7 separate regions of the Mus musculus genome follow, and all the other regions are linked to region 5. Evidence: chromatin loops called from intact Hi-C (ENCODE). Cell type or tissue: left cerebral cortex. All regions are shown on one strand. Region 1 overlaps Ust (uronyl-2-sulfotransferase). Region 2 has its middle 35 kb from the start of Gm24726. Region 3 overlaps Ust (uronyl-2-sulfotransferase). Region 4 overlaps Ppil4 (peptidylprolyl isomerase (cyclophilin)-like 4). Region 5 holds the start of Ust (uronyl-2-sulfotransferase). Region 6 overlaps Ust (uronyl-2-sulfotransferase). Region 7 overlaps Ust (uronyl-2-sulfotransferase).

Region 1 (4,000 bases), 72 kb before region 5:
ACGAGGTTTCCCACTGACCTGAAGTTCTCCCATTGGACTAGGATGGCTAACCAGAGGAGACATAGGAATCCTCCTGTCTCTGAGTTCCAAATGCTCAGATTATAACCTTGTGCCACTGCACCTGGCTGCTTTATTATGGCTCTTTGTATATCCAAAGGATTTTACCAGCTTAGTCATCTCCCAGTCCCAGGAAAGAGTTTTTAGCAGACTGATAAATCCATCAGGGTATGTGTGTGCATATATATTATATGTATATGTATGTGTATGTGTATGTGTATGTGTATGTGTATGTGTATGTGTATGTGTATGTGTATGTGTATGTGTGTATGTGTGTATACATGTGAATATATAAATATATAGATAAATAAAAATGTGTTACTATATTTTTCTATTTATTATATAAATATATATTATATTTTTTTCTTCTATTTATCTACTTATAAGTCAAAGACACAATGGCCTTCTAGAGGTAACATGCATTCCTAGTGCCCAGATCTTGTTTTGTAAATATTACCCACCTGGACTGAAAAGAATGTAAAGTTCTTAGAGCCAGTTTCACAAGAGAGAATTGCAAGATATGTCTGGAGTATCTGAATATGTCTGGAGTATCTGAATACGTCTGGAGTATCTGAAAGTTTCAAAGTGTAACAGAAGCAGGTCCAAAGAACAAAAGCTTGATCCAAAGACCGATCTGATTCTCAGGGGCCAAATCTGAGAAACGCTGTGCATCAAAATGGATACCAAGGCCACATGAGAATGGCTCGGCCAGGTAGATAAATAAAATGATAAAATTGTATTATAGTGCAGAGCAAACTAGCCTGGGACCCCAAAAGTTGGACTTGCAAAAGTTGTTCTCAGACATGGGAATGGTAGCATGTGCATGCCCTCACTTCCACGTGCGTGAGCGACACACACACACACACACACACACTCACACACACACACACACACACACTAGTGGTAGGAAGAAGGAGGAGGAGGAGGAGGAGGAGGAAGAGGAGAAGGAAGGAAAGGAGAAGAAGTTAAATTTTTAAAAAACAAGCTTGAATAGTCAAAGTTTTGACAATTTTGGTCTAGTGAGATAGTTCAACAGGTAAAGGCACAGCCATGCAGGCCTAATGACCTGAGTTCAACTCTCACAGGACCCACATAAAGGTGAAAGAAGAGAACTAACTCCACAAAGTTGTTTTTTGACCTCCAATACTCCAATCATGGCATGTACAGCCCATACAACACATACATCGTCTGCACACACAAATGAATGAATGGATAAGGAATGAGTGAGTGAATGAGTGGATGAGTAAATGAATGAATAAGTGGATGGATGAATGAGTGAGTGAACAAGTGGATGAATGAATGAGTGAGTGAACAAGTGGATGAATGAATGAATGAATGAGTGAATGAATGAATGAATGAATGAATAGGTAGATAAATAAAATGATAAAATTGTATTATAGTTCATGAAAATAAGTAAGAATCAATTATTCTATATTGAATAAATAAACCAGAAAGAAAGAAAACAAACATGTATTTTATAGTCAAATGCTAGGAAATAAGTCCCTCAATGGTAGAAAGGAAGAAGTCCACAGTTTTCCGCGTGTCCGGGACTGGTCCTGTCAAGACTCATCGGCAGAGGCCAAAGAGAGAAGGTGAGGAGAACTAACGAAGGATAGGACATGAACATCACTTCCAGCGCTTAAAAATACAACAGGTGAAAGACATGGTCCAAGTTTTAACTTAAAGCCTCCCATGCGTGAGGCGCAACCTCCATACCCTTCCCAGGAACCTGACAGAGCCTATGTGAACTTTCACTATGTAAACAGAGGAGGAATAGAAGAGCTTCCCATTAACTTTCTCCCTCTGAGTCAATAGATTTTCCAGTCCAATTGGAATCAGTTTTGATTGCTTTTACAAATGGAAGGAGAATGAGCTAACGGGGCCTTGTTCCTGACCCCACGGTAACTGCACAATGAATATTATGCTGGTTTATATTTGGTTCTCCTGAGCAGTGAGAGAGAATAAATCAGGAGCCCACAGAAGTATTTTTACAGTCTCTTTTAACATTTCAACTGCACTTGCTTAGAATCTCATTATCTCTGTTTACAGGATCATCCTTAGAATCCACCCTGCTCTTCTGGCTGAAAAGCAGCTTCTGTTGAAATCTACTTTATCCTTTTGAAGATGTACTCCAAGTCCCACTTCCGTGGCATGAAGGTCCCCTGCAGAACGCAGAAGGGGGTCTGCTTCAAAACAACCTCCTATGATGCCAGTAAAAATTCTGTAAGCATTAACCCTTCACTTCTCAAACCCAAACTCACTTCTTTCGATAGAGATCTTAATAATAATAATACAAAATCAAACCAAACGAAACCTAAAACCCTCAAAATTTAATTGTTCCCAACCTAGAAAACCACAGGCTATGAAGCATTACATAAGGCATAAAGGAGTATAAAACAGCACTTAAAACCTTCAAAGGTAAGGAAGTGACAGCCAACTCCATTTCCCTCAGAGTCTCCCCACATTTTCTGAGATATTATGTATAAAGTCCAAGTAGAACAACACAGTATGAATTATGACAAATACGTAGCTTGAGGGCACTCAGATGATATTTAATTATTGTGCCAGTCATACTTGGAACAACACAATCTTGTCCTCAAGTAATGCAACACCCCTTAGAATAGCTCCCATTTTTCTTAATATCTGGCAACAACTCTTTTGAGTTTGGCTACAAGCCTAAACCTTCCTTACAATCACAGAAATTTGCCCTCAGGGTTAAAAGCCAGCCACCCACGTTCGAAACATTTATGTCTGAACCTGCAATTTGTTGGCCACCCACACGAGCTCATTAAAACACTGGAACCAAATTTGCTTTGCCAGCTTAATTATCAAAGCCAGGAGCTCCGTCTCTCACCCTGTGAGTTGAGGATAGAGAGTTGGGGATACAGTTCTCTCAGTGAAGGGCCTGCCTTTTCTACACGATGTCCAGCACTAATCTACTCCCACTGAAAAGTGAGATCAGAACAGGACTTAAGTACACACCAAAACTGTCACTCATCGCAGGTGCCACCGAAGCTGGATAAACAAAATAAATTAGTTCAGCGGCCTAAGACACATTTTCTACTCCAGGCTCTCTATTTCTTCATTTTACTCTTCTATTTTGAACTTACATTCTTGATTTTTTTGGAACAGTTTTGTGCCTATGAGAAGCATGCTTCTAACTGCTTTTCTGAAGATCATGTCTTCTCGGGGAATATCTTAAGTGTTCTCAAGGGAACTGATGTAAATCTGGTGACATCTTTGGGTGTTTAAATGTGCAATGTATCCTTTAACAGGTGATGGCAGCCTTCTTTAAAGGGTCAAAGAGCAAATCTTTTTTGGCTTTGTGAGCCTTTCATCCTGCCCTGCCAGTCAACTTTGCCACTGAAACATGACAGAAACCACATTTCTATAATGAACCAAGGGCATGGCTATGTTCCAATAAAACTTTATTTACAACAGCAAACCAGGATTTGGCCTGAAGGCTGTAGTTTATTCAGTTCAATTTGAGTATTTCTTGGCTTTGGTGTCTAGTGAAAGCTAGCCTTCATTTAGCAAAAAACAAAACCAGAAACACACACGGGAACCAGGGTTCTGACAGAGAAATCCATGTGGGACGGAACATTGAAACCTACCAGCATGTTTGAGGACTGTTCATTCATATTCCTTGGCTCCAAGTCCCATTTTCTATTTCAGGCCCTTAAGGAGTAGAGTATAGAAATATGTCTGCTTACAAGCTTCCCAGTTAACTCTTATAATACCAAACTTAATTTAAGTATGCATGTGTGTGTTGCATTTGTTCATGGTATCTATGTCATTGTGGCGGAAAGCATGGTAGCATTCAGGCAGGCATGGTGCTGGAGGAGCTCTCTCTCTCTCTCTCTCTCTCTCTCTCTCTCTCTCTCTCTCTCTCTCTCTCTCTCTCTCACACACACACACACACACACACACACACACAATGCTG
Region 2 (4,000 bases), 640 kb before region 5:
CTGTAGTGTTAATGTTTCCTATGGTATCTTCTGCACCTGAGTTTCTCTCTTCTATCTTTTGTATTCTGTTGGTGTTTGTTCTGTCTATGACTTCTGATCTCTTTCCTAGGTTTTCTATCTCCAGAGTTGTCTCCCTTTGTGATTTCTTTATTGTTTCTATTTCCATTTTAGATCTTGGATGGTTTTGTTCATTTACTTCACCTGTTTGTTTGATTGTGTTTTCCTGTAATTCTTTAAGGAATTTTTTGTGTTTCCTCTTTAAGGGCTTCTAGGTGTTTACGTGTGTTCTCCTGCATTTCTTTAAGGGAGTTATTTATGTCCCTCTTTAAGTCCTCTATCACCACCATGAGAAGTGATTTTCAATTAGAATCTTGCTTTTCCGGTGTGATGGTGTATCCAGGACTTGCTATCGTGAGGGAATTGTATTCTGATGATGCCAAGTAACCTTGGTTTCTGTTGCTTATGTTCTTACGCTTGCCTCACCATCTGGCTATCTCTAGTGCTACCTGCCGTGGCTATATCTGACTGGAACCTGTCCTGCCTGTGATCCTGGTTGTGTCAGAACTCCTCAGAGTTCAGCTGTCTCTGTGATCCTGTGAGTCTGGGATCCTGTGATCCTGAGATCCTGGGCTTGTCAGAGCTCCTGGGAGTAAAGCTGCCTCTAGGACCCTGAGATCTTGGTGGGACCAAGCTCCTGGAATCCCATGATCCTGTCATTCTGTGGACCTGGGTGTGTTAGAGTGCCTGGGAGTGGAGCTTCCTCTGGTTGTTGTGGGACTGGCTTCAGAGTTTGCACTTAAGGTCTGCTGAGGGCACCAGCCCAGACTGGAAGGATCTGTGTCTCTGGTGGGGTGGAGTTCCTGGGCGCCTGAGTCCTGCTGCTCCCAGTTACTCCTGGTGTTGGGCAGATGTTGTGTTCTCCTCACCTCTGATCCTATGATTCTGGGAATGGAGCTTCCTCTGGGTGTTGTGGGACTGGCTCCAAAATTTCCTTCCTTAGAGGACTTCATAAGAGATTTTTTTCTACTATCATGTTTTATATTCCAAATAGATTTTAAAAACTCGTTGAGTGCATACTACTTTTAGCTTCAGAAGATATCATTTATATTTAAGAGGTATTTAACTATTATAAATTATTTTGATGACTTAAAATGTCAATACTGAGTTGTATATTTTAAAATAAATTTTATTAGTTTAATAAAAAATGAGATCTAAAAAAAGCAATATTGTGCTCAAATGATGAAGGTACAGCTACAGCCTGTACCATAGCAACAATTTAATATTATACTAAAATGGCATCATTTAAACAGAAAGAATGGCCCAAGATGAGACCATGAGTTAAAGACTTTAAGTCACAGTACCAACAGCATGATCTAGCACACAAAATGTGGTAACCTGACCTGCTCTCTGGAAGGCAGTGTGGAGAGAACAAGTCAAGCCACAAATGGGAAAATTTTTTATCCTCTGTATTCGTAAGAGGACACATGTACAGAATACACCGAGAACCCCTAGAAACCAACCACTAAACTAATGAAAACATGGATACATAGCTTTATTTAAGAAAATACTGAAGGGAGATCGCTCAGTGGTTAGGAGCCCTTGCTGCTCTTGCAAGGCACCGGAGTTCAGTCCCCGCACTGTCAGGTGACCCACATCTGCCTATAACTCAAGGTTCTGGGTTTCCAATGCCCTGTGATGTGTAAACCCACACAGGCACACATATATACACAATAACAAAAAGCTTTTAAAAAGATATGAAGCTGGTGGGATTGCTCATCAGGTAAAAGGCCCTTGCCGTGGAAGCCGGGTGACCTGAGTTCAGTACCCGGAACACACATAAAAGTGGAAGGAGATATTGACTCCTTAAAATTGTCTTTCCATCTCCGCAAGCAGGTGGTGGCATGCAGTTCCCGCCCATCGTAGTAAACAAAACAAAAAGGTAAAACTCTGTGTGTGGCCATGCATTTGAAAAGATGCTCAATATTCTTAGTTCCTGACAAAATGTTAACGAGAAACTACTACATATGTATTAGAAAACTTACAATTCAAAAAGATCATATGAAAAGACCATTTCTCCTAGCCTCTACAGTTATGGCTGGGGCAAGGAGGTGGAATGTCACTATTGTGACCACTAGGTGTCGCTGTTGCAGCATGGCTCGTTTACCTGGGTGCCACACTTTCTGCAACCTTGGCTCCAGGGAACACTTGATCGGACAACAGTTGATGATAGAACATGGTAAGTAAAGGCACATTTACCACTTATCAGATATAATAACAGCACGGATACCATGGATAACTAGAAAGGCAAATTAAATTCATTTTCATTTTATATCCTAACTCAAACTTTAAGCATATAGAAAACTCCAGAGAATATAGTTATGTGCTTGAATGGAATCTTAATATCGCTCACGCTTGAGTTCAGTAATAATTATAATTTTCTCTAAACAGATATTGATACACATTGTAATTGAACTACTCTTGGATGCCTTGCAGTTTTTCATTACTATCGTTCATATCATTATTATAAACATGTTTTTTTTTCCTTCATATGCTTTCACTGTTTATTGCTCATACATTGATTTTTGTTTGACTAAATCTTGGATTCCAGAGCTCAGTTCATCATTGTTGAGACTAATCTTGTCTCCTCTTTATGGTTTGTTTTTCTGTCTTGGGAACTATAACTCAATACTGTAGATTTCCCAGAGAAATATAAAAAGTCACTGATGCAGACACTGGCCTTGTCATTGAGAAGGCGCCTCAGGCCTTTCTGTCATGTATTGGGTATCAGGATCAACCACTCCTAGTCAGTTTCCTGCTCCTTTCCTAAGGGAAATTACGCCTTCCCCATCTGTGTATCTACAGGTACACGCGCACGCGCGCGCGCGCGCGCACACACACACACACACACACACACACAGCACACATTTACATTCCTACCATTTCTTTCCTAAAACAAAACAAAAAAAAATCCATGCATTTGAATATGAAAGAAATACTACAGACAGCAAGATGGCTTCCATTCGCAAGGTGTGAGCCACCAAGCTGGAAGACCTGATTTTCATCCTCAAAATTCAAATGGTAGAAGGCGAGAACCAACTCATGAATCTTTGGCTTCCACACACACTGTGCCATGCAACAAATAAATAAATGTCAAATGAACCTAACAAAGGGGATTTGTGTTTTGTCTCAATCAAGAAATGAAGCAACCCTGTTGTACAGCTTGGGGCCGCTCGCCAGCTTCATCCAGGCCTCCGTTCTCTAAAGGGGTTTCTTCTTTGGGTGATACCAAGCCCATTCCGTCAAGACAGTTGGAAACAGAGTGAGTGAGGCAGGGAGAACAAGAGAGTTGGGGCTGGAATTTGAAGGAGCTGTGCAGGCTTGTAGGGAGGAGTCTTCAGGGAGCACAGCAGCCAGGCTGGGAGGACTCCCCTGGTCAAGAAACTGATATACACAATTTTTTAAAACTAAATTTAAATTTTTTTTTCTTGTGTACTGGTGCTGTGCTAATGGTGGTTTGGGGTTTGTTTTTTGCTACATTCTTGCTAATGAGGAGCTGGGAAGGTGGATATCTAGTAACAAGGAAGCTTGCTTGTTACTAAGTACTTTGGCAATAGCATCAGAGGACATAAAATATGAGTTACTTTGCTTATATCTAACAATTTATCTTGGGTGAATTCCAGAAAGTTTTAGGCCAAGATATTTTTATGTCTCTAAATATCCTGGCCTAAAGAAGGGGAACTAAATAAGTGCGCAACAAACTAAGTAAATTTCTGTCTCTGCATGGGAAAAATGGAGTTCTAACCATATTGTATTTGTAATAATCGATGAAAAAAGCCAAAAACAAAAAAGTAAAAACAAACCCCTCAAACAAAAACCCCAGTGGCCATCTTAGCCTTAACTGCCGTGCCCACTCCCAAGCGTGCTTGCTGAATTTCCCCCATTACTTCCTCAGCAGATTATAAAGGATAAAACTGTAAGTGGAGCGCGTTGCTGCCCCTAG
Region 3 (4,000 bases), 91 kb before region 5:
GTCTCCAAAGGGGTTTCAACCAACAGGTTGAGAATCACTGTTCTAGAGTTTCACTGTTAGAAACCTGACAACCATTCTCAAAACAATACTTTTATATATGTCAGATTGACTATGCCAGACATTGAGCTAATCTTAGAAGGCTCACTGTTAAGTGGGAAAAGCCACGTGAAAAGGAACGATGAAAATTAAAATAAGCAACGGTCCCAAATGCTGGCAGAAATATGAATTACAAGACTCACACATTAGTGGGAGTGGGAAAATGGACAGTGTCTTAGTCAGGGTTTCTATTCCTGCACAAACATCATGACCAAGAAGCAAGTTGGGGAGGAAAGGGTTTATTCGGCTTACACTTCCATACTGCTGTTTATCACCAAGGAAGTCAGGACTGGAACTCAAGCAGGTCAGGAAGCAGGAGCTGATGCAGAGGCCATGGAGGGATGTTCTTTACTGGCTTGCCTCCCCTGGCTTGCTCAGCCTGCTTTCTTATAGAACCAAGACTACCAGCCCAGAGATGGTCCCACCCTCAAGGGGCCTTTCCCCCTTGATCACTAATTGAGAAAATGCCTTACAGCTGGATCTCATGGAGGCATTTCCTCAACTGAAACTCCATTCTCTGTGATAACTCCAGCTGTGTCAAGTTGACACAAAACTAGCCAGTACAGACAGATAGTTTGGAAAACTGGAGTTCCTTAGGAAGTGGTACATGCTTCCACTCCATGATCCCATTGGTGAACAGATAGGGATGTATTTACACAAAGAAAATGAAGACATGTGTTCTCAAAAGAAGAAAAAATCAAAACGCAAAGAAACAAAACCAAAAACCCTCTCAGGCACACAAACACTCACATCGCTCTTGTTCATGATGGCCCCGGAAGAGAAGCAACCGAAGTGTTATCGGCAGGAGAGTGAGCAGACACATGTTCATGAAAGGGGATGCTGGTCGAGAAATGAAAATCAACGAGCCTGAAGTGTGGCAGATATCACCCCTTTAGAAACAGTATGAAGGGTAAATGAAGGGAGAGGCATGCATGCATACTCTAGACTTCTATGATGTTCAGGAGCCCTGAGAGCTAATTCTGGGTGGCTGGGCCAATAGGAAAAGGAATAGGAAGAAACTTCTTGGCCAATAGATGCTGATGGCTGGATGGAGGGTGACGTGAATGTGTGTATTTATCAGATCTCATCAAACGGTACATGGATGGTATGTGCACTCACTCAGTGTAAGTTTCGCCTCAACTTGAGTATTAAAACAACAACAGCAAAGCAAAGTGAAACAAAACAAAACAAAAACATCTCCAGAAGACAGATCTTAGTGATGGAGTACTTGACCAGCATGAACAAGGTTCTAGGTAAAATCCTGAGCAATGGGGGCCAGGGAGGGGGAGGAAAAATAAAAATAAAATTCAGTACAATAAAACGAGTCGACAGCCTCAGGAATCCATTAGAGGCAGGGTCCTAGTATGTTTTTAAACCCTATCTACTGTGACTGGAGCAAGTGGCTTCTTCCTGCTGAGTTTCACCCCCCCCCCCCTTATAACACAGGACAAAGGGGCCTTTCCCAGGGCCGCTGTGAGAGCTAAAGGATTCTATCTTTATTTACTTGAACAGCTAACAACTATTTTGCAAGCATGTGCGGTACTGAAAACGGACTCCAAGGCCATGTTCATTCTAGGCGAGTGTTCTATCTCAGAACTGCATTCCAAGCTGTTAAAAACAAAACTGAAAAGAGACAAGCTCCGCAGGATATCAAGCCCGGTGCTTGACACGGTACACACAGAATGAGTGGTTGGTTGTCCTTCTCGCTAAAAATAAAAAGGCATGAGTGTGTGCACAGCGTTTAGTCTCACACAAATGGGAAAGCACGTGAATGAACAGATGGGTTGGAGAAAGTCTAAGCAAGCCTCCAGAATAGGATTCTCACCAGGTGGAGAGAAGGGTAAAGACCACTGACCTTTGCACCTGCTTTCTCATCTGTTCATGGAGCTCAAGGAACCTAAGGCAGAAATTCACCGATGTGCATTATGCAGAGAACACTGTGCTGTGTTCTCTAAATGGAAGAAGCCATGGATATATGGGTCATGTTAGATGCACAGTTCAATTCATCTAACTGGAAAAGCTAGCCAAAGTTACAGAAGTGCCAGGACTGGCTTGGCCCACTGGCACTGGATGGTGGCTGGTAGGGCAGACTAATGAGGTGGCGTGGTTTTAGGTGGACAGAGATGGGGATGGAGTCGACATCTGGTGTTCATGTGGCCTTCTGAAAATTATCTCACCTACAGCCTCAGTTTTCTTAGTTGCAAAACTCCCAAAGAAGTAGTCGTCAAGGTTAGCCCTGATAACCCACCTGAACGCATCTACCAAGAGACAAAACAGTAAGTAAGTGGGAAAACCCTGAGCTCACAGAAATGGCCACGGGAAAAGCCAAAGACCTGAACCACAGGCTTGGGTAAGAGTCTGAAACTAGAACTGTTAGCATGTAAACAGTCCATTGTTGTAAAGTCACAAAGCCACCACATCGTAAAATCCAGTTCAGTGGGGGAACTGCCTGACAGGCAAACAAGAAGACCTGAGTTCAGATACCCAGCAGGCATGATGCACTGTCTCCTGAGAACTGGGGGGAAAGAGACAAGCACAGGAGAACCCCTGCATCTGCTTGCCAGCCAGGAAGTCACTGAGCCCCAGGTTGGTGAGAAACACTGTCTCAAATAGATGGATGAATAAATAAATAAATAAATAAATAAATAAATGCAAGCTCCAGGTTGGTGTCTGTCTCAAACAAACAAACAAACAAACAAACGCCATGGAGATTACAAGAGAGGAAGACAATGTCGACCTCTGACCTCCATGGGCATGAACACACGTGCACGAACAAACATGCACACATGCATAAGCATGGCTGCACGTGGCTGTGTGCACTTGCATACATACACACACACACACACACACACACACACACACACACATATATACACACCCACACATACACACAGAGAGAAGGAGGACAGAGACAGAGAAACAGAGAAAGACAGAGAGACAGACAGAGAGAGAAAGAGAGAGAGAGACCAAGACAGAGAGACAAAGAGACAAAGAGACAGAGAGAGCCAGTCTCCTAGCAGAAAATAAGCAACGCTGAATAGCCCAGCTGCTTCTACAATGTCCCATGAAGGCTGGTGGGATCAGCTCAGTGGCCATCTGCTCTCTGCTTCCCCAGTGAACAGAACATTTAAAAAACTATTTTATCTAAAGAAGACGTTTGGTAGCTGCTGCTTTCCTGACAATTTAATCTGGGAACAATGTCTATTCTCATAAATCTTCAGGTGCCTGCACCACAGTCAAATTTAGGGTTTCACATGTTCGCTTCTGGCAATAATTACATAGGTGTGCTCTTTATTTTATTTACTATCTCTTTCCCGTGTTTTATTTAGCTTCCAGAACCACACAAAGTATGTCATCGCTGCAACAGAGCGGTTTTGTAAGCCCGCCAAGCGCTACTCCCCAGGAGTGCCACAGACCAACCCTGTTATAAAAAACCTCTTGAAATACACAGCTGAGGGCCATACTGGATCTGCTGTCTCCAAAACAAGGAGTTTAGATTGGGTGCAAACAGACCCACACTGAGGAAATGACATGCTTTAAACATATCCCACACTCCAGCAACAAGAAGTAGCAAGTGGTTTAATATGCCTTACATAACCTCCACAGGTGAAATGATGACCAGTCAGGGGGAAAAAATGACCCCAGCCTTCCCTGCTTGTCCGGTCCTCTACTCCCTCACATTGCTGTACCTATCCTCCTAAACAAAGTCAGGAGTAGCCCTGCATCCCCTTCAAGCCCTTCTTATTTGAAGCACAAGATTCCCAGACCACGATCTTTGTTAAGTTCTCTTTAGCAGCTAGATGCTACAATCATGGCTATCTAAAGATGGTTATAGCAGAAACCTGTGTGTGGCTATGTGACTGTTTCTCTAAACACAGAGAAACAGCAAAAGAATTAAGGTTTA
Region 4 (4,000 bases), 710 kb before region 5:
TCTCTTATATGCTAGAACATTATGCACTAGAACCAACTTATTCATCATCTTTTTCTTCTTCATCTTCATCTTCCTCTTCCCTCTCTTCATTGTCCTCTTCATCCTCCTCATCTTCTTCTTCCTTCTTTTTCCTGCTCTTTTCAGCCTTGACCACCCCCCTTTTTGCTGCATCAGGTTTTCCTTTAGCTCTGTAGGCAGCAATATCCTTCTTGTACTTCTCCTTCATCTTGGCAGCCTTCTTCTCATAGGGCTGCTTGTCATCCGCTGCAGTGTTGTTCCACATTGCTCCTAGTGTCTTTGCAACATCACCAGTGGATAAGCCAGGATGCTCGCCTTTGATTTTGGGGCAGTACTCAGAACAGAACAAGAAGAAGGCTGGAGGAGGCCTCGTGGGTGTATTGGGGTCTTTGAACTTCTTTTTGGTCTTCCCTTTGGGGCTGGGCGGTGTAAGTTTTCATTTCTCTTCCATAATGAGCCTTGCCAGCCTTTGCCATATCTTCAAATTTCCCCTTTTCTTTAGCAGACATGGTCTTCCACCTCTCTGAGCACTTCTTGGAGAACTCTGAGAAGTTGACAGAAGCATCCGAGTGCTTCTTCTTGTGCTCCTCCCAGCATGTTTGCACAAAGAATGCATTTGAGGACATTTGGCCTCTCAGCTTCTTAGGATCTCCTTTGCCCATGTTTAGTTGATTTTCCTCCGTGAGGCAGTTGCCCAGTGCCTGTCCGCTGTCTCTATGGAGCTCAATGTTCTTCAATGGCTGTGAGACAGTTTTCCTATGGAGTCTAGCTTGGTCTCAAACTTAATATCCTCCTGAGTGCTGAGACTGTAAGTGTTAACTCCCCACGCTAGTCATGAACTTTGTATCTTGTTAACTGTGTGTGTGCGTGTGTGTATGCTAAGGATTGAGAATAGTGGTCTCCCAGATGCTGAACGCGTCCTGTCATTGAACTGCATTTCTAGCTGAGTTTAAAAAGATCATTTTACAATGCTTTAAAAAGGCTTCACTTAGGGTTGTGCATGGGGAAGGCAGTGGCAGGCATATCTCTGTGAGTTGAAGGCCAGCTTTCTTTATATAGCCACTTCCAGGCTAGTTGGCTATATAGTTAAGACCCTGTCTCAGAAAAACAACAACAAAATAACAACAGAAAAAAGGTTTCCCTTGGTAGTTATTCACATGTAATGCTAAATTTTACCAGAAAAATTAAGATTACTGGTTTTTCTTATTTTAAAGATTCACTCTTATTTTATGTGTCTGAATATTTTATTTCTCTATATGTATGTGTACCATGTGTATGCCTGGTCCCAGCAGAGACCAGAGCATTAGATCCCCTAGAACTGGAGTTACAGATGGTTATGGGTACTTGGAGGCGAACCCAGGTCCTCTGCAAGACCTCGTTCTTAACCATGGAGCCGTCACTACAGCCACACGATTACCTTTTCTGTACCATTTATGGTTTGTTGCCCATGACTTTACTGCACTTTCAAAATAAGAAATAAACAGGGCTGTTTGGTAATAAGTAGTAGGCTGTATTGATTTTTTTTCAATATTTTTTATTAAGGTCTGTAAAAAATCTAGAGAGAGAAATACCTGGTCTGTGAGGGATGTTCTTTCTCCACAGTGTTCATTCACAGCAGCCTTTCCTCGCCAGAGGCCGTGTTGCAGAGGAAACTTGTTCAGTGCACCCTGCAGTCTGAACCAGCGCCTCACCTCAGTGCTCTCACTTATCAATCATTCCTTTCCAACCCACGGCTTAGAGGGAGTTGAACTTTCTCTGTTTCATGAGGAGAGCTTTTTTGTTCACAGTTGGAACAAGGCTTTGTTTCTCTCTGAGTTGGCTTCTCTTGTGGTGGAAGGAGAAACCTGTCCCAGCTTGGCTCGCCAGTCTTACCAGGCCCATACCCTTTCCCAGACCAGCCTCTTGATGTGTTTTTTACGTGTTATAATCACAGTCCTATTGGTGGTGGGTGGTGTCTGCTTTGGAGTAGTGTTAGCTGCTGGCTGATGCAGTAGAGTTCATGGACTTGGTGGCTTTGCTTGAACAGTGTTTTTTTCAGTTGGATGTTGTAATATTCACCCAGGTCACTAGGTGGCAGCATATAACTAAAGAAAACTGGACATGCACTTTGAACCAGAGTAACAGCAGAGACAGGCTTTGGGTTTAAGGCCTTCCTCACCTTCCCTACCTCCCACTGTGTGCTTTCATAAGTAGTCCTTTGTGTTTTATAAAATTGTTAGTGTACCATTATAGGATGCTAATTCTTTTATTTCTTTTAATAAACAGGTGGGAAATATACCAAGAGTGATTTCAAGGAGTATGAAAAGGAACAGGATAAACCAGCCAATTTGGTTCTGAAAGAAAAAGTAAAGCCCAAACAGGAGTATCCTTTATAAGAACCGTATGCTTGGCTGGCCTCCCCTCTGTAGGTCATTTGTGAGGGGGACATTTTGTTGTCACAGCTGGTCAGTGTTTCCCATAGACTTGACTTTTTCAGTATACCATGTATTATGAAGAAAGTTAGAGTTGAAAGAAACCTTAGGCCTAAATATTTTATCTCCCACTCTTACAATAAATACCTTACTTACTTACCCACTGTTCTCAATGATCTTCAAAAGTAAATGTGTTACTTTTATATATACTAATGTTTTAAGTTCCTTTCTATTGAATATCCTTGTGTTATTCATTCTCTCTCTCTCTCTTTTTTAAAGATTTTATTTATTTACTCTATTTACAACGTTCTGCCCACATGTATGCTGGTGTAACAGAAGAGGGCACCAGATCTACTGTAGATGGTTGTGAGCCACCATGTCATTGCTGGGAATTTTACTCAGGACCTCTGGAAGAGTAGCCAGTGCTCTTAACCTCTGAGCCATCTCTCCAGCCCCTGATATTTATTCCCTTTTATTTAATTTCCTTATTTAGATAACAAAATCTTGTAGTTCTCTGTCACACGATTAGATTTTTTTTCTTCTGTATAATACATTGCCATTTAACAACAAGGATTTGCTAAATCTTTTTGCTAAATTTTTGTCTAGGGCTCCTTCCAGTTCAGTACAAGAGTTGACATTTATAGGATCTAAAAGAAATTTATAGACTGGACCATGCAATTCAGGTTCTTCCAAGTTGCGACAAGGAAAAAAGCCATGAAGCATACTGCTCGCCTTACATCATTTCTGTTTGCTCAACTATGACTGATTTCCCATTATAAATCTATCACTCCACACATTGCAAAGGTCATTTCTTTGGTGATCATCTTTGGTAAAAGGTGTCTTTGTTTTCTAGTTTCTGTTGATGAAAAGAGGTTCTCTCTTTTGTGTTACATAGGCATGTCTTCTCCAAGTATTCATCAAGGAGGTTGAGTATCAGGTTGGCCTTTAGATAGTCGTGCTTTATTTAAAGTGTGTTGCCTGTCTGTGCTGCACAAAGTATTGGGATGTGTCTGAAGGGTGCTGACAGCATCACCCTAAGGCTTTCCAGGCAGCCAAGCCAGCATGCTGAGTCTGGACTTTAACAAAGGCCATTAGAAGGCATGTGATTAAAGCTTACAGTCACAAAAGGCATAGATGAGCATGTGCAAATGTTACCTTCATATCGAAGGTAAGTTTGGCCTAACCACTTAGAAAGGACAGGACAAATCAAGGAAGCGAAGGGCATAAAGTCAAGATGCTTACAGAGGCCTTCTGATTTTAAGGAATTCACTATATTAATTTTAAGTTTGTAGCATTAAAGTGTTTTAATGAATGTTGGGCAACTACTCTACTAATTGAGGTATACCCCAGCCCTTGGGACTGTTTTTTTCCTCATCATTCAGAAAACTATGGGTATGTGTATAAAGACAGACATTACATTCTGGGCCTAAAGAACATGGCCATGTTGACTTCAGTCCCAGATTCAACTACAATAGCACTTTTTTTTTTTTTTTTTTTGGTTTTTCGAGACAGGGTTTCTCTGTGTAGCCTTGGCTGTCCTGGAACTCACTCTGTAGACCAGGCTGGCCTCG
Region 5 (4,000 bases):
TGTCCCTGGAAGCAATGCAATTTTATCAGTTTACACTACTCCCAAACACCCTTTGTTGGTGTGGTTTTGTGGTTTTCTTGTTTTTCCTTCCAAACAGGCCTGCTGTTACTAGACCTGAGACTTCTGTGAGACCTCTTTCTTTTTCAGCCACGAACCAAAAGGGAAGGGACCTTTGAGGTAACTGTATGAGTCTTGGGCAGCCCATTCTGGTCCCAGCACTTTGATGGAGTCTCCACCTGAACTGACTCTGGACCTGCAGATGACCACGGTAGGTTCTTCCACTCAAACCACCTCAGAGACAACCCCCGCACGACCTCTCCTGGCCACAGAAGTCAAGGAATTTACACCCTCCCTCAGCCAAGGCACAGGAGCCAGCATCATCCCTGGGACCTGAGCGAGTGCTGGCCAAGCCTTGGCACTCAGAATCATGGATGAGAGAGCAGCGAGGTCATACCTCACTGAAATCTGTTTTCTTGGGTTCCAACCTCTTCCTTTTTCAGCCACGAACCAAAAAGAAAAAAAAAAAAGTTGACTTAAGACACATACGGGGCGGAATTTCGAAGGCGGCACAGTTGACTGGCACCTAGAAACAGCCCCAATTTCTCCCGCACTCTCGCTGCAGTCCGCGGGGTGCGCAGGTGCTGCCAAGGAACAAACCAACCTAGGGAAAGACTGGAATCACCTGGGCCAACTCACAAACGGGGGACCCAGTGGATAGAATATCTAAAAGTGACTGGAAAGCGGGGTTAAACCAGCCCACACAACTCAGAAGGGAAAAGCCAGACGGGACAGGATTGTAAGTTGTTAACCACATCCTAGAGAGGACTGTGCACGCACCGCCAGGCCAGCATACACACAAATATTCACAAACATGCACATGTCTATTCTGCCCCAGTTGGAGTGGCGATTCGGGGACAGGTACGTGGTGTCCGGGCTTGGGACACCTGCCCGGAGTCCCCCGTCGCTGCGGGCAGCCCAGAGTACTGTAGGAAGCAGGCGCTCCCAGCTGCCTCACTGAGGGATGCTCAGTGGCATCCCACCTGGGGAGCCTCGGGGACCGTGGTGGCCGTGACAGCTTTAGATGTTCCCCGCTTATCACCCTTTCCCCGAGTGCCCAACTTTGCGGGGCTGGCGCAGCCCTTCCCTACCCAAATACTGCCGCAGGTCGAGCAGGAAGCGAGGGGGTCCCCCGCTGAGCTGGTAGAAGAGGGAGCCCAGGCAGAAGACCAGCAGGGTAGCCATGCAGAAACCGTAGTCCCGGAGGGAGAAGCGCAGGAAAGGCAGCAGCGGGATCCGGCGCTTGCAGCTGCCCAGGCACGGAGGGGCGCCCCCCACAGGGGCCCCATGGGGCCAGGGATCCGTGCCGCCGCCGGGATGCTGCTGCTGCTTCTTCTTCATCGCCGGCTCCGCCGCCTCGAACAGCCCGCCCCGGCCAGGAAGAGGTCACCCATCCGCCGCCAGCCGGAGCGCCTAGCCGGCTGTCTGCACATGGAGAGGGACGCGCTGAGGGCAGCCGGGTGGGGGCGGGGAGGGGCCGAAGTTGCCGGGCTCAGGGTACTCTGCTCGTCTTGGTCCCCACCGCTCGCTGCGGCCCCAAAGGGCCCAAAATGTCCCGGGCCCCGCCGTGGGGGTGGCGATCGCAACCCACGCCTGGTCGCGCGTCCTGCTAGCAGCCCCGCGTCCCGTAGCAGCCCTGCGCCCCAAGTCCCGCCGCGCCCCGGGCTCGCTCCCGGCTCGCCTCCAGCGCCAGCGTGGACCCCCCGGGCTTTGTGTGGGTCGCGGGCGGTGTGTTTGGTCCCAGTTCAGGCTCGGCTAGCTCAAGGCAGGGAGGATCGGGAGGCGGACACCACCCTCTCGCTCCACCTCCTTGACAGGGGCTTCCCTCCCTCCTCGCCTCTCCTCCCCTCCCCTTTCTCTCTGGCGCGAGACGGCCCGCTCTCCTCCCTCCCCGGCCCTCCCTTCCCTCTCCAACCCTGGGCTCGACGCTGGACTCGGTGTCACATTACGGCTTCTGCTGGGGCGGGCAGGGAGGGAGGAGGGGGCCGAGGATCAGCAACAAGGAAGAAAGTTTTTGGGTGCGTGGATTTTTTTTTTTTCCTCCTCCATTCTCTACAATCTGGTCTCGGTTCCTGCGCTACCAGCGACCTCTTGGGGCCCGCTGACTTCCCTCTCGTAAACAGTCGCCTTGGAGGATTTGACTACGTTTGTCTTTTCATTTGGGGAACTTGATTCTCTTTCTATATCCCAAGCGACCCACCTACCAAAAGCCGATATAAAATGTGCTGGGATATGGGTTCAAGACCTAGCCGGGACGGTAAAAGGCAAGAGGTGGGTGGTTTCGGCAGAGCCAGGCATAGCTCACGCCCTTGGCTCAGAATCAGAGGGCGCTTTTTTCTTGCCCTCCCTCGTCTTACAAGCACTCCACTGAAAACAAGGGTACTCCACTGACTGGAGGAAGACCTTACAGCAGATATAAAAGGAGAAGGCTCTGTGCCTTCACAGACCTGTTTCACCATCTCTCTTCCCACCGCTGGGAAGTTTCTAGAACTGAAAGAGCCCACGGAGCTTCCCAGAGACCTATCCGAGAACAGGGCTGCTCTATCAAACACACTTAATCGTTTTTGTTTTTACAAATCACCAGATACACAAGTGATATGGCCTAAGAGTTACATTGTGATTCCAGTGTCCTAGATTGTTTTTCTGTTGCTGTGATAAACATCATGACCCAAAATAACATGGAGGAAAAAAAGAATTTGTTTGGCTTACCAGTTACAGTCCATTGTGGAGGGAAGGTGAGGCAGGAGGAACCTAGAGACAGGAACTGGAGCAGAAACTGGAGAAATGTGCTTACGCGGGTTCTAGGTTCACCTTCCGCCGTCTTTCTTGTACTGTCCAGGGCCACCTGCTTAGGAACGGCTCTCTGCCTGCTGTGGCCTGGCCCCCCTACATCAATTAGCAATCAAGAAAATGCTCCCCAGACAGGAGCAAAAAAACAATCTGTTGGAGACAGTTCTCCAATAATGTTTTTCTTTTCCAAGCTGAGTTAAGTTGGAAACAGAAGTGACATTTAGTGACATAAGCAGGTAGGTAGGACTGTGAACAAGACAGATATATTAACCACTGCAGCATGACACTGGGCAGATTTCTTCATGGTTTCCCTGGGATTAGAAAACAGCATTTAGCTCAGGCCACACAATTCCGATGCCTCTCAACTCTGATCCCCAAATCATTCTAAATAGTCCAGTAATCAGGAGATGTGGGGCAGTTAAGAGCCTCATAGCTCCACGACTGTTCTCCTGAAAACTTTTAAAACATTATCCATCCAGAGATTATTCCACAGAAAATTGAGAAATGGGATCCTGGGAGCAAGAATTCACAATTAGAGGACAGAATGCATGATGGTTAGTTTTAAAAGTCACATGTCACAACCTAGAATCACGGGATAGAATGTCAATTAAAGACTTGCCTACACTGGATCAGCCTATGGGAATACCTGTGGAGGACTGCCCCGTTGTTATTTAATGTGGGAGGGCCCAGCCCACTGTGAAGCACACGACTCCCTAGGCAGATGGTTCTGGACCGTCTAAAAGAGCATGAGCCAGCAAACAAAATTCTCCATAGGTCCAGTCACACTTCTTTGGCTAGGAAGTGAGGTCAGTGGTCAGGGTTAGTACCATATGGAATAGCAAATAGCCCTGTCTTCAAGTTCCTCTCTTGAGCTCCTTCAATGAGGAAATGTGATTTTGAATTATAAGCCGACTAACCCCTCCCTCCCTAAAGTTGCCTGTGGTCAAGTTATTTCTCACAGCAACAGGAGCTCAAACTGAGCAAACGTGGCTTACCCACCACCTGAATATGAACTTCCTCGTCCACAAGTTCGACCATAGGTGAAGACGACACAAGCCGAGAGTTATGAGGTGGGCAGCACCACACACAGCTACACTCTCAGAGTCACTCCTGCACGGGCACAAACTGCCCTGCCCTGCATTCTCCTGGCCAC
Region 6 (4,000 bases), 200 kb before region 5:
ATGCTTCTTTGATCTTCCTCAGCTTTTCATCTCAGGAGGTTTGGGGACACCCCTCTTGACGATGCACTGTGACAGAGACTGTGTTCTCCTTTTTGACTTTGACTGAGTTACAGGAGGACTGAGGCTGGGCTTACTTAAGCCCCCCCCCCCCAGATGTCCGCAGAGAATCTGTGCCCCAGGAGTGTTTATGGAATGGAGATACCCCTTTAGTAATGCTTGCTTCATATCAAGAAACCCATGACTAACTGAAGACACAACTGTCTATCACGCAGACAATGAATCTAACCTTTCCTGGACTACACTGGTCTATACACTCTTCACAGCAGTCCCTTTGTAATATCCGAGCCAAGCAAAGGCATTTTTCTGAGTGGGGAGAGGGGTGTGTTATATACCATAGCAGGAGTTACCTGTTACCATTTAATACTCCAAGAGTCAAGAATTATTACTCATTCTTTGAAATGAAGAGCTCAGGGCACAGAAAGGGGATACAGGTTTATTTAAAGGTTAATCTTGTTTTAAATCATTTGTGAGCACATGCATGGGCTATATTAATGAGTTATGCACATCCCGTGGGTTATACAGAGCAGGTGCCAGAGGAGAGATGCCTCAGGTGTCCTGGAGCTGTCAAACATGGATGCCAGAAACACAACTTGGGCTCTCTGTAAGAGCAGTGTGTATTCAACCATCATGCCCTCTCTCCAGCCCCAGAGTACATAGATTTTGTAAAATCTTGATGATCCGATAGACTGTGCCAGGATTCAAACCCTCCAGTCCTTCTCTTCATCCCAGAGTGGCAGTCAAGTCACCCTTCTCAGACAATTATCTATCCATGAACTTTTAAAATGGAAACAAGGGACTGGTCGGCACATTCTGGAGAATGGAGAGAGTCTAGCGAAAAATAAATGTTTTATGTCTCTTAGGATGTGCTGAACAGCTGATGGATGAAAAACGTGGAGAAATACAAGCATGGATCTTAGTGTGTGGCTCAGTGGCAGAGGGCATGGCTGGCTTGTATAGGACCTCATCTTTTCTAGGAACACACATGCACACGTGTGTGTGTGTGCATGCACACAGAGAGAAGAGACAGAGACTAATAAGGATAGAAAGAATATTTTCTAAGATTTCTAGGGTGGGAAAACAGTATATGTTACCATGAACAAGAATGGATTTTAAATACGTAGGAAAAGGGTAGGTATGGCTTAAAATTCATCTAAGGGAACAAGTTAAATTTATGTTGATGGACTAAACTGGGGTTAAAAGAGGAAGGAAAAGGCAAGAATCAAGCACGCTCACTACACAAAGGTGATGCTAGGAAGCCTTTTCTAACAATTTGCTCCCTCCTCTCTCCATGGCAGGATGGGAGAGCACAGACTTTTATCTGCCCCTCTGAAGATGTCTTTGCTCCTGACATGTTCAGGAAATGGTTGTCAGCTTGTCAACAGGAAGGATATCGTGCCCTACCTTGGTCTGAACTCTTGTGTCACTCAGGAGCAATTAGAGGCCCTATAATTTTGCAGGGCATCTTAAATCAAAAGAAGGATGTGTGCTTACTAACATATCAAAGCAAAGGCAAACTGCCCAGAGGGGGAACTGCAGGTCCTTTCTCAACCTTAGAGGTTGAGAAGGGTGAATGAAGGTCTCAGGCTACCTTCCTCCTTCTGGGGGTACAGGGAAGGCCCCACCAGAAAAAGCATGTGCCTGCAGTTAAGAAGAAGTCCACCAGGGGGAGCAGTAACATGAGCGTGGCAAAGGGGCTGTGTCTGGGCTAGATACTGAAAATTAATGGATACAATTCAAACCCTAGGAGAGGAGAGTTCCCTTCTCCCTGGCTTATATGGTCTCTCTCTTTTGTCCTCTTTTCTTCCCTCTGGGTTTGCATTAGAGGACTCTGGTTTTGTTTTCAGGACCCAAGATGATGTAGAGCCCATTCCATGAACTGATCTGGCTTGATCCCAGACAAGTTGGATTGAAGGACAGCGTCCACTGGCATTTGGCCAGTGCTGCTCCAAGCCAACTCTGGAATGACACTGTCTGTCTTCATGGCAGGAAGCCTTGAGGGTTATGCTGTCAGCCTTTCCAAACAGTTTCTGGGAGAAAGTTGTTGGAAGAACACGCAGAAGGCCACAAGCACAGGAAAGGCATCTGATATGACATGATTATATACATGCTATCCTCCCAGTGTACCTGGGAGGCTGAGGCAGGAAAGTCATGAGTTCAAAGCCAGCCTGGGCTACATACTGAGGAGGGCTTGTTTCAAAGCAAAAGTAAAAACTTCAGAAAGCAGTCTGAGACTTTAGAGTTTCAGGTGACAGAATTTCATTGCTTGGAGGATTTATTTTATTTTAATGTCCATCCTTCATGAAGTGAGTGGGTTCTGTGATATGGTCACCCTCGGGAGTGGGTCCTCAGATATGCACATGCCTAGGCAAGTCCTTACATACCTCTGTTTCTACAGTAAGGCCTGGGAGCACAGAAGGCGACCTGCTCTCCAGAAGGCTCTCATGCCTGGCGTAAGTCCTGTTTTGAGTGGCTGTCCTCTAACCACTGAATACAACTTTAACTCGTACGCTTACCAATTCAAACTTAACCAGGATCTGACCCCAATTTGCTTTTATGTCTAATTCTAGATTTTCTTGATTTATGTATATTTGTGTCAGGTTCAGAAGTCAGCTGCATGGGCAGTGAACGTCGCGCCTGGTGCTCAGCACCCACCACTAGCGGCAGAAGGATCGGCTGATTGAACAGGAGGCAGAGGACCAAGCAGGAGGACGCCCCAGAAGGATCTCTGTGGCCCCAAGAACTTTCCAGAAGAACCACGGTTATGATTGTGTTTTAAGCTCTGTTGCTTTATACCCAGAACTTAGACTTGGATGTCGTCTGAGAGCCAAGCTGCAGGGCAGTCTGACACAGTGTAGGATAATACCGTGCCCTGCCACCCTGCACTAAGAGTTTAATGCAGTCTGAAGCACTCGGGCACAAGACTGCCATTGACCCCACCCTCTGAATGATTTCCAAGGTTTAGGTCATTTGAATGGCTACTGGACAGAGTCAGAGCAGATGTGAAGCTTACAGGGAAATAACCTTTTCTGATGTGATGGGTGAAAGGGCGTAGACTGGGCTAGCACTTCCCAAATTATGATGTGTAAATTCTGTGGGATCCAAAGCGCAGCCATGACACACATAAAAGTCCCCGATCAACTAAGCCTGGGAAAGTCTAGGAGAAGCTGGGGTTTAAAATATATGTGCACATATGTATGTATATGTAATATAAATAATGTATATATGCATGTGTATGTAGAAAGAGACTAATGGATAGATAGATGATACATACATACATACATACATACATACATACATACATACATAGTAATGTGCTTGATGTATTGGCATGAGGACTAGAATTTAGAGCCCTATCCCTCATAAATGGGGCAGGCCTGGCAATCTGTCTGTAGTCCTAGGCCTCAGGGGGTGAAGACAAGGCGTGATTTCCAGAGCAAGCTGGTGAACTGGGAAACTCTGAGTTTAGTGAGAATCCCATCTTCAGCAGATAAAGTAAAGAATATGGAGGAAGATGGCCAGTGACAAGCTCTGGCCTACACACACACACACACACACAAACGGCCTTCAGCACATGCATACATTTAAGCACATACATACATACATACATACATGTGAACATGCAAATAGACACACACAGTCACCAACCAGCACATACACACACATGGACACACACGTGAGTATGCTAACACACACACACTCACACACAAGCTCATCAGCACATGCGTAAACACAGATGTATGCAGGTGAACATGCAAACACACACATATACACTCTCAGAGTCGTCAGGACACACACACATGTAAACCCCAACACACACACACATGTAAACCCCAGCTTCTCCTAGACTTTCCCAGGCTTAGTTGATCGGGGAATTTTTATATGTCATGGCTGTGCTTTGGATCCCACAGAATTTACACACGTGCATACACACAGTCACACT
Region 7 (4,000 bases), 280 kb before region 5:
TTTGCTCGTCCCACCTCTCTCTCTCTCTCTCTCTCTCTCTCTCTCTCTCTCTCTCTCTCTCTCACACACACACACACACACACACACACCTCATCTTCTGCCTTCCTTCACGCTTCCCTCCTTTTCTGGCTATAGAGATTACAGCGAAATCTAAAGTCATGTTTTTTCACAGCTATGCCTGATGATAGCTCATCACTGAATGCTCAATATATCTTAAGGACTATGGATTCTGCCCCTTTAAGATAGGTAACATTTATGCACATTATACAGACGGGGAAGGCTGAGGCTTCAGGTGGGTACCTTGCCATGGCCATACTGCTAATAAGTGACCATGCCTTCTGACAACCTTTAGTTAACCACCACGATAAACACAGATGGCATGGAGAATGAAGACTAGAAATGACCAGCAGGGAGATCTTTGCCTTGATCACCCTGGTAGCAGCAGCCCCAAGGAAGATAGAATTCTGGACAGTGAGCCCTCTCTAGGCTGCAGATACAGATGGATGATCTCCATCACCACACAAAAGGCACTGTGGACTACCCAGGACTACGAGAGGACTGTGGGAACTGGGGGCTGAACAAGGAGCTCAAAAGCACACCGCATGAGACCTTAGATCTCAGCGAGACAAACCCTGAAGGTCACACAGTAAGAATGTCACTGTTCAGGCTACACATCTGACCCAGGGCAGAGAATATGCCAGGAGAGCTTCCTGGCTCAGGTTAGCACTCTTTCATAAGAATGACTTTTAAAAAATAATTATTATTCATTTATTTTATAAGTACACACCAGAAGAGGGCATCGGATCCCATCACAGATGGTTGTACACCACCGTGTAGTTGCTGGGACTTGAACTCTGAACCTCTGGAAGAGCACTCAGTGCTCTTAACTACTGAGCCATCTCTCCAGACTTCAAGAATGACTTTGGTTATATAGAAACCAAGCATTCATTCAGTATTTGTTTTAATTCTGTTGGATTTTTTTTTCTTTAATTTCTAGATTGGTAAAAACTAGACTTTAAATGGTGTGGTACACCATTTAAAAATTTTCTTTTATGCATCTGTTACTTCTAGCAAATGCTCTCATTTGAATACTGCAATGCAAATTAACTCACAAACACTGTAATACTGATCAAAGACCTTGAGGGGTGGGGTGGGGGTCTAGCGGTCACTTATAGACAATGAACAAGCAAAAAATCTAGCTGGCACAACATTTGACGTGTCCTTTGTCATCCTTACCTGTAAAACGTGCGAACATATTTTCTAAAACAGCCCCTTGTAAATGGACTTAGTTTGCGAGGTTAGTACTTGAGTAGATGGTTTGGAATTTATTTTGATGGCTGCCAACTGTGTTCCCCAAGCCTCCCCTGAATGCCTACTGAGTTTCCCATCATGCCCCAGGGCTTATAATTACAATGGAAACAAGAAGATGAATACTGAAGTAATTCTAGTAATGGAAAGCATTTCAAACACAAGGTAAAAGGAGAGGACACGTGAGTTCTCAAGCTTTTGAAGAAGGAAAGTTATGGGTTTCACCAGGCCACACAGTTCCGTCCACCAGCTAGGTGGCGCTATTGAACAATACTAACTTGGTTACTATTGAACAAGACTAACTCAGTTACTGGTCCCGCCAGAACTGCTTCTATTACATATAGTCAGGTGCTCTTTGTTTTTAAATTAACTTGCTTATTTATTTTAGCTGTTACCATCAATCCCTGCAACTTAGCATGCAAAATGAGGCCTGAGAAATTTCTGTCAGCTCACAGTATGCTAGGTTTGCTTGCTTGCTTGCTTTGGTGGCACTGGCGATCACACTCAGCACTGTGAGCATCGTAGGCAAATGCTCTCCCACTGAACCAACATTTCAGGGCTTGGGAGCTGAGGAAAGGAGACACAGACACATTAAAATTCATGGCTCAGAAATACCGCGGTCTTTCTCTTCCCTTCATCGTAAGGGGCTTCGTACAGAGGGACTATAGACTTCTCTAGGTTGGCTTCTGTTTTTCTTTCAAAGGGGGCAGGGGTAAAAAGTAAAGATCATGGGGATTTAGCAGAAAGAAGAAGGGGTGTGTGATGATCTCATTGTAAACCTGATTGAATTGGGTCATCATGAAAATATACGTTTGGGTGTTTTCTGAAGGTGCTTCCTGGAAGGTTCAATGGAGGAGAGAAAACCATCTCCTGGTGGCCGCTACCATCCTGTGGGGTGGTGTCCCAGACTGAGTAAAGAGAGGAGGGCTGACCACTGGCTCTTTCTCTTCTTGCTTGCAGACAGCTGAGGCAACGCGAATAGTGTGACTGTAGGATCTGGGGATCATAGCCAGGCTGTAGGCCTGCTAGGAAAGAGCTCGACCAGCGAATTGCGCTATCAGCCCTAGAATTCTTGCATACGGGGAAGCTTCAGGATTCTAGTGTGCCGTCCACGAGAACAAGGCATTCTGGTGTGGACAGGTAGAAGAGCGCTACACGCCCTTTCACCTGTCTGACCTTTAACCCACCAATGCATCATGGTGACAGAGCAATATTGCACGTTGTGTCTGCAGAAGTCTAAATAGAACAAGAGGTTGGTCAGGAGTTTCTGCTTAACCCACATCCTCTACCTTGGGGGACGCGGAGACTATTAGGACAGAGGAACCGTTTGCTCCCTTGGCCTTCGGCGTCATTGTAAGGGAATAGCAGAAGACAATGCCAAGCCACCACAGTACACAGAAGTTGCTGAACTCTCCGTCCGAAGTTCATTTGGTCATGCATGCACACACTTCACATCAGCAGAGAGCTAATCTGGGGTCATAAATTGTATTGCCACAATCTCTACTCAGTAACTGAGTTTAGAACAGACAGCAGGGGTCTTGGGAACCCCTTCTGTGCCAGGAATTATTCTTTTTTTTTTTTTTTATCACTTTGCTCTTGGAAAAGAGCTAGGGCACCCCAGATGCATCCTGAAAACAGATTCGATGTACCACACCACGTAACCCCATGGAGCAGCTGCACCAGGCTTCTGGAAGCTTTTCATCCTACTACACAGGAATACCAGATGTCCCTGACTCCTCCTGAGGACTTTACCACATCGTTACTGCCAAAATCAAAAGGGAAAGAGTTTTAATTTACTGGTGGGAAGACGGTAGCTGTAGGTCAAAGAGCTAAGGGTGACCCAATCTTCACAGGTCTCCTCTACTTTAGTGAGTGTGCTTACAGATCGTGGGGTCAAGGCCCACCGTTTCAGAGATGCCATCCATTTAGCTGAAGAAAATAGAAAGTTAATTCAAGCAGCAGCTAGGTGCATGCCCCTTTGGATACACTTGTCATTGGAGGCTTATATGTGTTTAAAAACAGATGTTTTGTTTTTTTGTTTTTCGAGACAGTGTTGTAGTCTTGGCTGTCCTGGAACTCACTCTGTAGACCAGGCTCACCTCGAACTCAGAAAACCGCCTGCCTCTGCCTCCCAAGTGCTGGGATTAAAGGTGTGCGCTACTACTGTCCAGCTTAAAAACAGATGTAAATGGCTTCATATCTTGCCATTTAACAGATGTCTGGATAAATATGTGTCACCAAGATTCAGTCAGCTCTTTATCCCCACCTCCTCTCTTTCTCCTGTCTTTCCTTCACTTACAAAGAGAGGGTGGGGGAGGAAGAGGGAGGAGAGGAAGAGAGAGAGCCAAGACAGACAGACAGAGGACGGGTCCACATAAGAATGCCTGAAGTCTTCCTTTACGACTCTAATGTAGGGTAAACCCTCTCTAGGGCTGCACAAAGAGAGGGAGGCTCACAGTGTCTCACAGAGCAGTCATCAGACACAGCACCATGCTGACACCCTTCCCATTCAATAGACTCGGTAAACTCCTGCATGTGTCTGTTATCAGAAGGACAGAGGGAGCTCTACTTCCAAAGCCCAGCTATTGAAGACTCATTATACGTCTAGCTCTTCAAACCGATTTTCTGATAGGAAGGCTCTCAGCAGGGCTCACCTTTAGGTTTTCAGGCACATTCTTACATGCAGATAAAT

Evidence for each region. A loop is a pair of places that touch in the nucleus more often than their neighbours do. Peaks named below come from ENCODE experiments on the same cell type or tissue, not always from the same donor. Only the 100,000 strongest peaks of a DNase experiment are listed, where the experiment ranks them.
Region 1: it touches region 5 in a loop (2.0-fold over the local background); 3 of 42 quality-filtered maps call a loop at or near these places.
Region 2: a loop joins it to region 5, with 2.3 times the contacts of the local background. A loop is called at or near these places in 2 of 42 quality-filtered maps.
Region 3: it touches region 5 in a loop (2.3-fold over the local background); 4 of 42 quality-filtered maps call a loop at or near these places.
Region 4: a loop joins it to region 5, with 2.4 times the contacts of the local background. A loop is called at or near these places in 2 of 42 quality-filtered maps.
Region 6: it touches region 5 in a loop (4-fold over the local background); 18 of 42 quality-filtered maps call a loop at or near these places.
Region 7: it touches region 5 in a loop (6-fold over the local background); 10 of 42 quality-filtered maps call a loop at or near these places.

Annotation. Positions count from the first base shown.
Region 1 is chr10:8,445,091-8,449,090 of GRCm38, forward strand. The region is part of intron 1 of Ust (uronyl-2-sulfotransferase); the gene reads right to left. Among named protein-coding and RNA genes, the nearest start is that of Ust, 72 kb to the right of the region's middle. In left cerebral cortex, no CTCF peak of the experiment used is centred here; DNase peaks (open chromatin) are centred at 2,079 and 3,566.
Region 2 is chr10:7,881,580-7,885,579 of GRCm38, forward strand. No RefSeq gene overlaps it. Among named protein-coding and RNA genes, the nearest start is that of Gm24726, 35 kb to the left of the region's middle. In left cerebral cortex, a CTCF peak has its summit at 2,137 (motif pointing right); a DNase peak (open chromatin) is centred at 2,146.
Region 3 is chr10:8,426,063-8,430,062 of GRCm38, forward strand. All of the region lies in intron 1 of Ust (uronyl-2-sulfotransferase), which reads right to left. Among named protein-coding and RNA genes, the nearest start is that of Ust, 91 kb to the right of the region's middle. In left cerebral cortex, no CTCF peak of the experiment used is centred here; DNase peaks (open chromatin) are centred at 1,803, 3,230 and 3,451; H3K27ac peaks cover 623 bases.
Region 4 is chr10:7,808,079-7,812,078 of GRCm38, forward strand. It overlaps Ppil4 (peptidylprolyl isomerase (cyclophilin)-like 4), which reads left to right. Exons shown (of 13, transcript NM_026141.3): 11 at 2,284-2,380. Among named protein-coding and RNA genes, the nearest start is that of Ppil4, 17 kb to the left of the region's middle. In left cerebral cortex, a CTCF peak has its summit at 2,083 (motif pointing right); a DNase peak (open chromatin) is centred at 2,082.
Region 5 is chr10:8,517,002-8,521,001 of GRCm38, forward strand. It overlaps Ust (uronyl-2-sulfotransferase), which reads right to left and starts at 1,824. Exons shown (of 8, transcript NM_177387.3): 1 at 1,149-1,824. The coding sequence starts at 1,398. In left cerebral cortex, a CTCF peak has its summit at 2,139; DNase peaks (open chromatin) are centred at 1,040, 1,291, 1,825 and 2,122; H3K4me3 peaks cover 2,313 bases; H3K27ac peaks cover 1,049 bases.
Region 6 is chr10:8,321,680-8,325,679 of GRCm38, forward strand. The region is part of intron 3 of Ust (uronyl-2-sulfotransferase); the gene reads right to left. Among named protein-coding and RNA genes, the nearest start is that of 4930573G07Rik, 110 kb to the left of the region's middle. In left cerebral cortex, a CTCF peak has its summit at 1,716 (motif pointing right); a DNase peak (open chromatin) is centred at 1,708.
Region 7 is chr10:8,240,992-8,244,991 of GRCm38, forward strand. All of the region lies in intron 7 of Ust (uronyl-2-sulfotransferase), which reads right to left. The region is part of intron 2 of 4930573G07Rik (a long non-coding RNA gene); the gene reads left to right. Among named protein-coding and RNA genes, the nearest start is that of 4930573G07Rik, 34 kb to the left of the region's middle. In left cerebral cortex, a CTCF peak has its summit at 1,551; a DNase peak (open chromatin) is centred at 1,566.